Regions from separate parts of the Homo sapiens genome. Here all the other regions are linked to region 1. Evidence: read pairs that join two places in POLR2A ChIA-PET (ENCODE). Cell type or tissue: OCI-LY7. All regions are shown on one strand.

Region 1 (2,500 bases):
TTTCAGGGCTGTCCCTATCAACAACCATGTTTCTAGGAACAGCCTGTGCACTGGTGAAGAAGCTAGTAAAAATATTCAGGTTCACAGCCAACTCAGAGCCACAAAGACCAGCAAACATACTGAGATGGAGCATGGATGGAGCATGAACTATGTGGGAAGCAGGAAAAATTGTGGAGTGCTAGAAAAGACAGACCTGATTGGGGTGACTGAGAGCAACCAGGTTTGGTTCCAGGGAAGGAGGTATGTCTGGTCCCTAGTCATCAAACTGAGAGCAGTTTGAGACCAGCCTTTCCTGGTCCTCTGGCCTCTCCCACAGTGGTGAGGCATCATTATTCAGTCAGCAGAGTGGCCTCTGGCACATGCAGGAGTCCTGGAAAAGGACTTGAGAGAGCTGACAGTCTCTGCCACTGGATTTCTATTGTATGTTGACAGATTACTTGACTTCTCTGAGTCTTGGTTTCCTGATATGCAAAATGGTGATAATAAAGCCTGCCTTAACTGCTTCCCAAGGTCATCAAGAGGGTCAAATACAATTATATGAAAGTGTTTTGCAAAGTTATAACAGCTAGAAGTTGCAGGCCTAGAAGCTGGGCTTCCTAAAAATTATACAAACTTTGACTAAATGAAGGCAAGTACAAGTTACAACTAGAACCCAATTCTCCATACAAATAAACCTCTGCTATACCTATATACAAGCCAGTCAAACAGACTACCAGCAACTGAGAAACCCCTAATGTTGGCCATAGGCAAGACAGCTCATGAGTGGCTGAGGTTTCTGGCCAGAGCTCAGAGTCCCACTGGTGAAACGACGTGGTAGCTAGTTCCTCTGCTGTCTATCCTGTACCCTTTCCTTCTTCCAGAAAAGCACTCTTTAGCCTCAAGTGCCCACTTTGTCCTCCTCCTCTCCCACCTTGTGCTTACAGCCTGCCCCTCCCTGGCTACAATAGGTGGTGGAGGGTGGGACTGCATGTGACCACAGCAGGACCAGTCAGAAGGCTGTTTTGAAAGGTTTCAAACTGGAACTAAGAGGAGAGACCCCTCCCAGCAGACACTGGGGGGATCTGCAGCTTGGGAATCACGTGAAACCAGTTTTTCACTAAATGCAGGAAGTTAGTTTGAGAAGAGGAAGTTAACACTCAGAGAGGCAGAAACCCTGGACTCCTGCTGCTGCAACACCCTAGGGCCAGATGTCCTATGCTCTCCACCACCCCTGCTCCTTCCTGGGAGGATGTGAACCTGCTAAGGAACTCCCAAAGAAGTTCATGTTTGATTTTGTAACACACAACCCAGGTGCACTGACCCCACATTAAAAAATGGCAATTTCCATACTAAGGCAGACTCACAGGCTATTCAAACCAGTATCCGGTTTCAGGAAAGCACACCAAGGGATGTTTGCAGGAGGCTATGGTTGTCCTCAAAAATGTAACCTGCTTTGAATGGCTTTTGAAACATCCTAGTTTGCCATTGGGTCCAATACAGCTCTGTAAATGTATCTTTACCTCTTTTGCACCTATTTGTATTTTCAATCTTTATCCACTTTCAAAGATAACCCATTCCAAATATGTACTGTCTACTGTCTGAAGCAATAAGTATTACACCTCTTCAATGTTCAAAGCCTAAAATACAAATTCTCTTTGTCAACTTGTTTCATATCACTGTGTGAGTTTCTGTCCTTATCAAAATTAAGAGGAAAAAAACAGCCCCTACCTCTATTAAATCAACTGAACTTTCTCCAATTTTATGTAGAACAGCACCATATAAACTTTTATGTAACCCCAATCTCCCTGAGTGTTTTAGTGTTACATTAAATAAGTAGTAAGGGTAAACAATGAAATAAAGGCAAAAATAGAAAAATAAGAAAAAAAAATTTAAGAAGATTGGAATTCATTTTGTAATGTAAACAACATGAAAAAACTGGAAAGAAATATCTCCAAAATTTTTATTTTGGGTGAGGATGATGGACAAATTATTTTATTCTTTATTTTTTTCCCCATATTACTAGAATTTCTATACTGGGTAAATATTATTATTCTAATTATTTAAAGTTATCAAAAAAAAAAACCACTGTGAGAAAAACGTGTAAATGTAGAGTTAACTGGTCAAAAGAAGGTTAAAAGGCAACAACAATAACAAAAAATCTTTAAAAACAATCAGGCAAAGGTAGCCAATCATGCAGGAGAGCCTTACCAAATGTTGAGACCTAGGCCCTCGGAGGAGTAAGCCAGCCTCCAGCTTAGCTGTTTCGGGGACAGATAATGAAACAGGGACTAGAACATGCAGCCCCAAATCCCTTACATCCCCTTGCCACGGGGTGGCCCATTCTGCTTTAGCAAACAGTCATCCTTAGACAAGGAAGTCATAAAGGTAGCTCTGAATAAAGGCCTGGAAATCCTACGTGACATGCTCTACTGTTTGGAGGTTGTGCTCTGAAGCAGAAGGCTGAGGTGCCCACACTGAGAAGCGAAATGGCCACTCAGGGAAAACACACTTGGACTCTCTC
Region 2 (2,500 bases), 150 kb before region 1:
TTGGGCACGATAATAACATTTCCTAACATATAGTGTCATGGTGAAGGTTAAATGAATTTACACCTGTTAAAGTGCCTGGTAGATAGTAACTGTTAACTATTGTCATAATGAAAGAATGTTGATTTGCTATCACTTAGGATATTCAAAAATTGTGCCACACACTCTGAAAGTAGCTGTAAAAGAGAAATTCTCAAAATGTTTCAATTGGAGGAAGTACAGTCTCCTGAGAAAGCTGTTTTGAAGAAGACAGCACTGCACCGACTTGTGGTTAAGATTGGGCTCATGGGACCCTCATGAGCACCTGATAGCATAATGCACATAAAGCCCTTGGCCTGGTGTCTGGCAGAGTAAGCACAATAAATATTCAGTTCATATTATTATTATTATTAGGGCTCTCAAAATACATAAATCTGCAAGTTACATTCAGTTGGTTACAATGTAACAATCCTTTTTTGTCATGCCTCCTTATATATAGTCCCCAGATCACCTGGTTTATTTGCAACTTTTCCTTTATCAAATGGAAGTATAGATTAGGTTAGATTTGAAGATTGTTGACTTTGGTCTTGAGGAGCCCTTACCTCGAGTGCCAGTGTTGCGAGACCTCACCTCCATTCTTGCCTGGGTTCTGTACATAATGTACAAAGTCAGATGTATATTCTCTTTGCAGTTCTGGGACCACTGCACCTGGAGAAGGTTGTAGCCTCATTTTACACTGAGGGGCACTATCACTTGGGAAAGACAGAGGACTTTTTCATGATTACTCCAGACCTCAAGTACCAGTTGCAGGGTGAAGACTCAGACTTGAGCCCAGTCCTCTGAGCCATGATCCTGCACCTGGTCAGGATTTGTGAGTCTTCAGAGCCACACACCTCCTGCCTCCCTTCCTGCGGGAATGACTTACACAGCGTCCTGTTGGCATGTGGGGCTTTGGCCACACGGTGGCGCTTTACGCTCAGCAATCCCGCTGGTCCTCTTAATGCATCGCTGAAGATTTGAAAATCAAACTGAAAAGGAAAGAGCCCTGCCCTCTAGTTCTTAGAATACACAGATATCATTGTCAACGAGTATGGGGCCGTTAGCAATTGAGGAGGTGAGCTGGGTTCACTAGCTGGTTACCACCCTGTAGGAAATGCCTCAGTTCTTGCTGGTTTCATCCATCCTAAGGGGAAATCAAAGGACCTCTTGTCTGAAATCAAAGGATTCAGAATTCCACATTCAGAGCCCATTTTCAGGTGTTTTTCACAACATTGTACTCAACCACATGTGTGAATCAAACCTCACTTTCCAGTGTGGCTGATGAAATAAAATGGGCTCACATAAGCCAGAGTTTTGACATTCCTGGAAAAAGAGATTTTTTTTCTGAAGATATTGTCTGACTCCAAGACAGGCCTAAACCTCTTCCAGAAAAAAGAGAGGGGTTAACAGCAGCTAGTTTTATTCTTCTCTTGAAGGTGATATAGGACATAGGCCTGGTTGTGAATACCAGCTCTGACACTAACTAGTTTTGGAGCCTCAAGGAAGCTACTTCATGTCTCTTCACCTCAATGCTCCCATCAGTCAAGGGTGTTTATGATAATAGGACCTACACTATAGGATTGTGGTAAGGCTGAATTAATATTAAGTAGAACGAAATGCAAGTGGTTCAGTTCGTTCAATTCTAAAGTCTTTGACCTGTAAAAAATGGCAATTTCATGTGGCTCATTCTAAAACATGGAAAGTGCTTTGTGCCAGGCATATTGTGAGGCTTGGTGAAAGTGAGTGATTATTATTACAGCTGGCATGAAAAGAGTACAAGCACTTACTATGAACATTTAGGAAAACAAACCGCCCTGTCTTCTGGTTATTTTTTTCCTGAAGATTCTTACTGATAGCTGACTCAGTTGTTGCTGCATACTAAAGTTTCTAATACGCAAATATGCCAAAAGAGATCTGGCTGTTTATCATAGCTCCACCTTTAGCCAGGTTATCCCAGCCTCAAGACATCTTTCAATGAGATATTAATCCTACCAAGGGAGAAAACTCAAGGCCATCCCAGTACCACCTGCCACACGAGTAAAGCTGAACTCTTTCATTCTGTGCCTCTGCGGTCCCTAGGTGATGGAGACCTCCCTCTGCAGAGCCTGCCTCTCAGAGAGCACTCTATGCCTTGGACTGATGTGGAAATTGATCCTCTCAGTCCCTCTGAAGCACACACATCAAAGTTGAACTGTTCTATGTCCTTTTCCTTCTTAGGTGAATACTAGCTAATCTGTTCAGCCAAAGGAATATATTTTTATTCTGTCAGAAGTTTCCCAAGTTGTAGCTAAAAGGAATGAGAATTTCAGAGACCTGGCAGGCCTGGGGGGTGGGGGGTGGGGGCGTATTTTTTAACAGACGGGCCTCTGGGAGCCCAGCTTCAGCCACACCCTGTCTTGTGTCCGGGGACACCTTCCTCTGCTGATGTAGGCCTTGGAAAGAAAGCCAGCAGCGGCTCAGAAGCCAGGCAGTCTGAGGTAGACTG
Region 3 (2,500 bases), 830 kb after region 1:
CATGGACCATCATCCACCTCTGAAACTATATGCAAACTATTCACATACATGCATGATTCTAGAGAAAGGGTCTATAACTTTCAACACATTTTCAAAGTTTAAGAATCACTGAGCTGGGTGCAGTGGCACTTGCCTACAGTCCCTGCTACTTGTAAGGCTGAATGGACGATCACTTGAGTCCAGGAGTTTGAAGCCAGCCTGGGCAATATAGAGAGACCCTGTCTCTTAAAAAAACAAAAATCACTGGACTAGCTGATAGAACACCAATGTTCCTTAAAAGAATAGTTTGGCAGTGTCAACACTGCAAAATTTTAGTTTGACTTTTTGATATGTATATTTTTAACTATAATCATAAAACCTTGATATGGGTTGAAAGTTTTTTTCTTGTATTTTTCCTCTGTGTGTTTTTTATAGACTGTGTATATGGAGAGAGAGAGAAAAAGAAAACTCACCCATGTACAAGAGCAAGCAAATGATATAGATGTTCTTTGAACTCTTTTTAATATTGTAACTTTTTGTAAATTTGAAATTATTTCCAAAAAAAGTTGTATTTTTTAAATTAAGTCCCATCTCAGAGAAACAAGACCAACACGAAAATAAAAGGAAGTTGAAAACCCTGCTAAGCAAAGTTTTTAATACATTCAGTAGTATATACTGTTTTCAAGGTACTGTCTGCATTCTTTCTTTCTTTTTTTTTTCTCGAGACAGAGTCTTGCTCAGTGGCCCAGGCTGGAGTGCAGTGGCGCGATCTCGGCTCACTGCAAGCTCCGCCTCCCAGGTTCATGCCATTCTCCTGCCTCAGCCTCCCGAGTAGCTGGGACTACAGGCGCCTGCCACCACGCTCAGCTAATTTTTTTGTATTTTTAGTAGAGACGGGGTTTCACCATGTTAGCCAGGATGGTCTCGATCTCCTGACCTCGTGATCCGCCTGCCTCGGCCTCCCAAAGTGCTGGGATTACAGGCGTGAGCCACCGCGCCCGGCCTGCATTCTTTCTTGAAAGATGAACAGACCTATAGCTTTCACAGTTTTATCTAAATAAGTTAATATGTTGAAGCCAACATTGCATCAGTTGTAGCTTACTCATTATAAACTTCAGCAGGAGGGAAAAAAAGCATAGAAATTACAAGACCTCTGTTCTTCACACTACCCATATTTAGCATCCATTAGCTGGTGATTGCATTTCAGTTTCCAAGAGCAAAACCCCAGATTTTAAATTATGACTTCAGTTCTACTCTTATTGACAAGTAAAGAGGGGTATGCAGAGACACAAACTAACTGTGAGTGGAAAGGGGTGGGGGAGGGATGATTAACTCTTGACTGTATTGAAGAAAGCAAGCTGACACTTCTGCCCTAATTGAGCACCTAAGTAATTGAGTTCTTTCTTCTTATAAAGTACATTACTTTGTAGGGTATTAAAGTTCCAGGCAGGAATTCTTACTAGTTTTAACCCACGAATTTGATGGTCTAAAGTAAAAGCACTTTTCCCGTTTTTCCTTTGAAATTTAACTCAGGAATTTGCACCCCCTTGTGGTCAAATATAAAATTCTTAGTTTTCAAAAGACCGTTTTTTACAATCGGGCTCTCTGTTCAGGCATAGGAACTACTGTATGTTAGTTGATTTTGTTTTCTCCCATTTTAGCAAATCAAGAAGCTTTCATGAAAGATTTTTTCTTAAATAAGACTTTAAACACAATTAGACTTAAATCTTCTAAAAGTGACTTACACATAAACTTTAGTCTCTGCAAAATAGAGATAATTGCACCCACTTAATGAGTTACATGATGATTCGATGGAAAAATGCATGTACATGCTTAGCCCAGTGTCTGACACATATTAGGTCTTCAATAAATGTTATCATTTATCATCATCACTTTAGAATTCTCTTGACATATTATATCTAAAAGGGGACTAAGATAAAAAATTCTACAGTGAGGAAACCAGATTGTGCTACTTACCTATTTGTAAGTTCTAGTACAATTTTACACATGTCTCCCAAATATACCACTTATCCAGACCCCCCCTAGCTGATTGTCCCCACAGGTACATTATATTTTTAAAGTACAAACAATATGTGGTTATCCCTGAATGCTAGAAATTTGGATGATTTTTACTTTATATATATTTTAGATGGGCCTCGGTTTTTTAACCTTAACAATCAGAAAAAGCAATAAATCTATTCCATTTCCAGGTATTATTCTTATGAGATGGTAAAATAAATTAACATCCTTATTTGCCTAACAGGGATCATTATTCATATTTGGGAAAAATCATTTGTCAGTTTGATTTATCATTTTAAGGAGCTCTTGAATAAGAATGCTAACCCCGCCCAGCGCGGTGGCTCACGCCTATAATCCCAGCACTTTGGGAGGCAAAGGCAGACAGATCACGAGGTCAGGAGTTGGAGACCAGCCTGACCAACATGGTGAAACCCCGTCTCTACTAAAAATACAAAAATTAGCCGGGCGTGGTGGCGCGCACCTGTAATCCCAGCTACATGGG

Evidence for each region. Peaks named below come from ENCODE experiments on the same cell type or tissue, not always from the same donor. Only the 100,000 strongest peaks of a DNase experiment are listed, where the experiment ranks them.
Region 2: POLR2A ChIA-PET joins it to region 1 with 15 read pairs; 3 of 35 experiments call an interaction of 5 or more read pairs at or near these places.
Region 3: POLR2A ChIA-PET joins it to region 1 with 11 read pairs; 11 of 35 experiments call an interaction of 5 or more read pairs at or near these places.

Annotation. Positions count from the first base shown.
Region 1 is chr13:50,915,581-50,918,080 of GRCh38, reverse strand. All of the region lies in intron 1 of RNASEH2B (ribonuclease H2 subunit B), which reads right to left. Among named protein-coding and RNA genes, the nearest start is that of RNASEH2B-AS1, 6.1 kb to the right of the region's middle. RefSeq lists an enhancer at 741-890. In OCI-LY7, CTCF peaks have their summits at 2,101 and 2,302; DNase peaks (open chromatin) are centred at 1,130 and 2,310; H3K4me3 peaks cover 2,081 bases; H3K27ac peaks cover 2,341 bases.
Region 2 is chr13:51,068,671-51,071,170 of GRCh38, reverse strand. No RefSeq gene overlaps it. Among named protein-coding and RNA genes, the nearest start is that of C13orf42, 41 kb to the left of the region's middle. In OCI-LY7, CTCF peaks have their summits at 711 and 934 (motif pointing right); a DNase peak (open chromatin) is centred at 970.
Region 3 is chr13:50,084,204-50,086,703 of GRCh38, reverse strand. All of the region lies in intron 1 of DLEU2 (deleted in lymphocytic leukemia 2), which reads left to right. All of the region lies in intron 2 of DLEU1 (deleted in lymphocytic leukemia 1), which reads right to left. Among named protein-coding and RNA genes, the nearest start is that of DLEU1, 3.3 kb to the right of the region's middle. In OCI-LY7, CTCF peaks have their summits at 1,327 and 1,528 (motif pointing left); a DNase peak (open chromatin) is centred at 1,553; H3K4me3 peaks cover 1,483 bases; H3K27ac peaks cover 1,257 bases.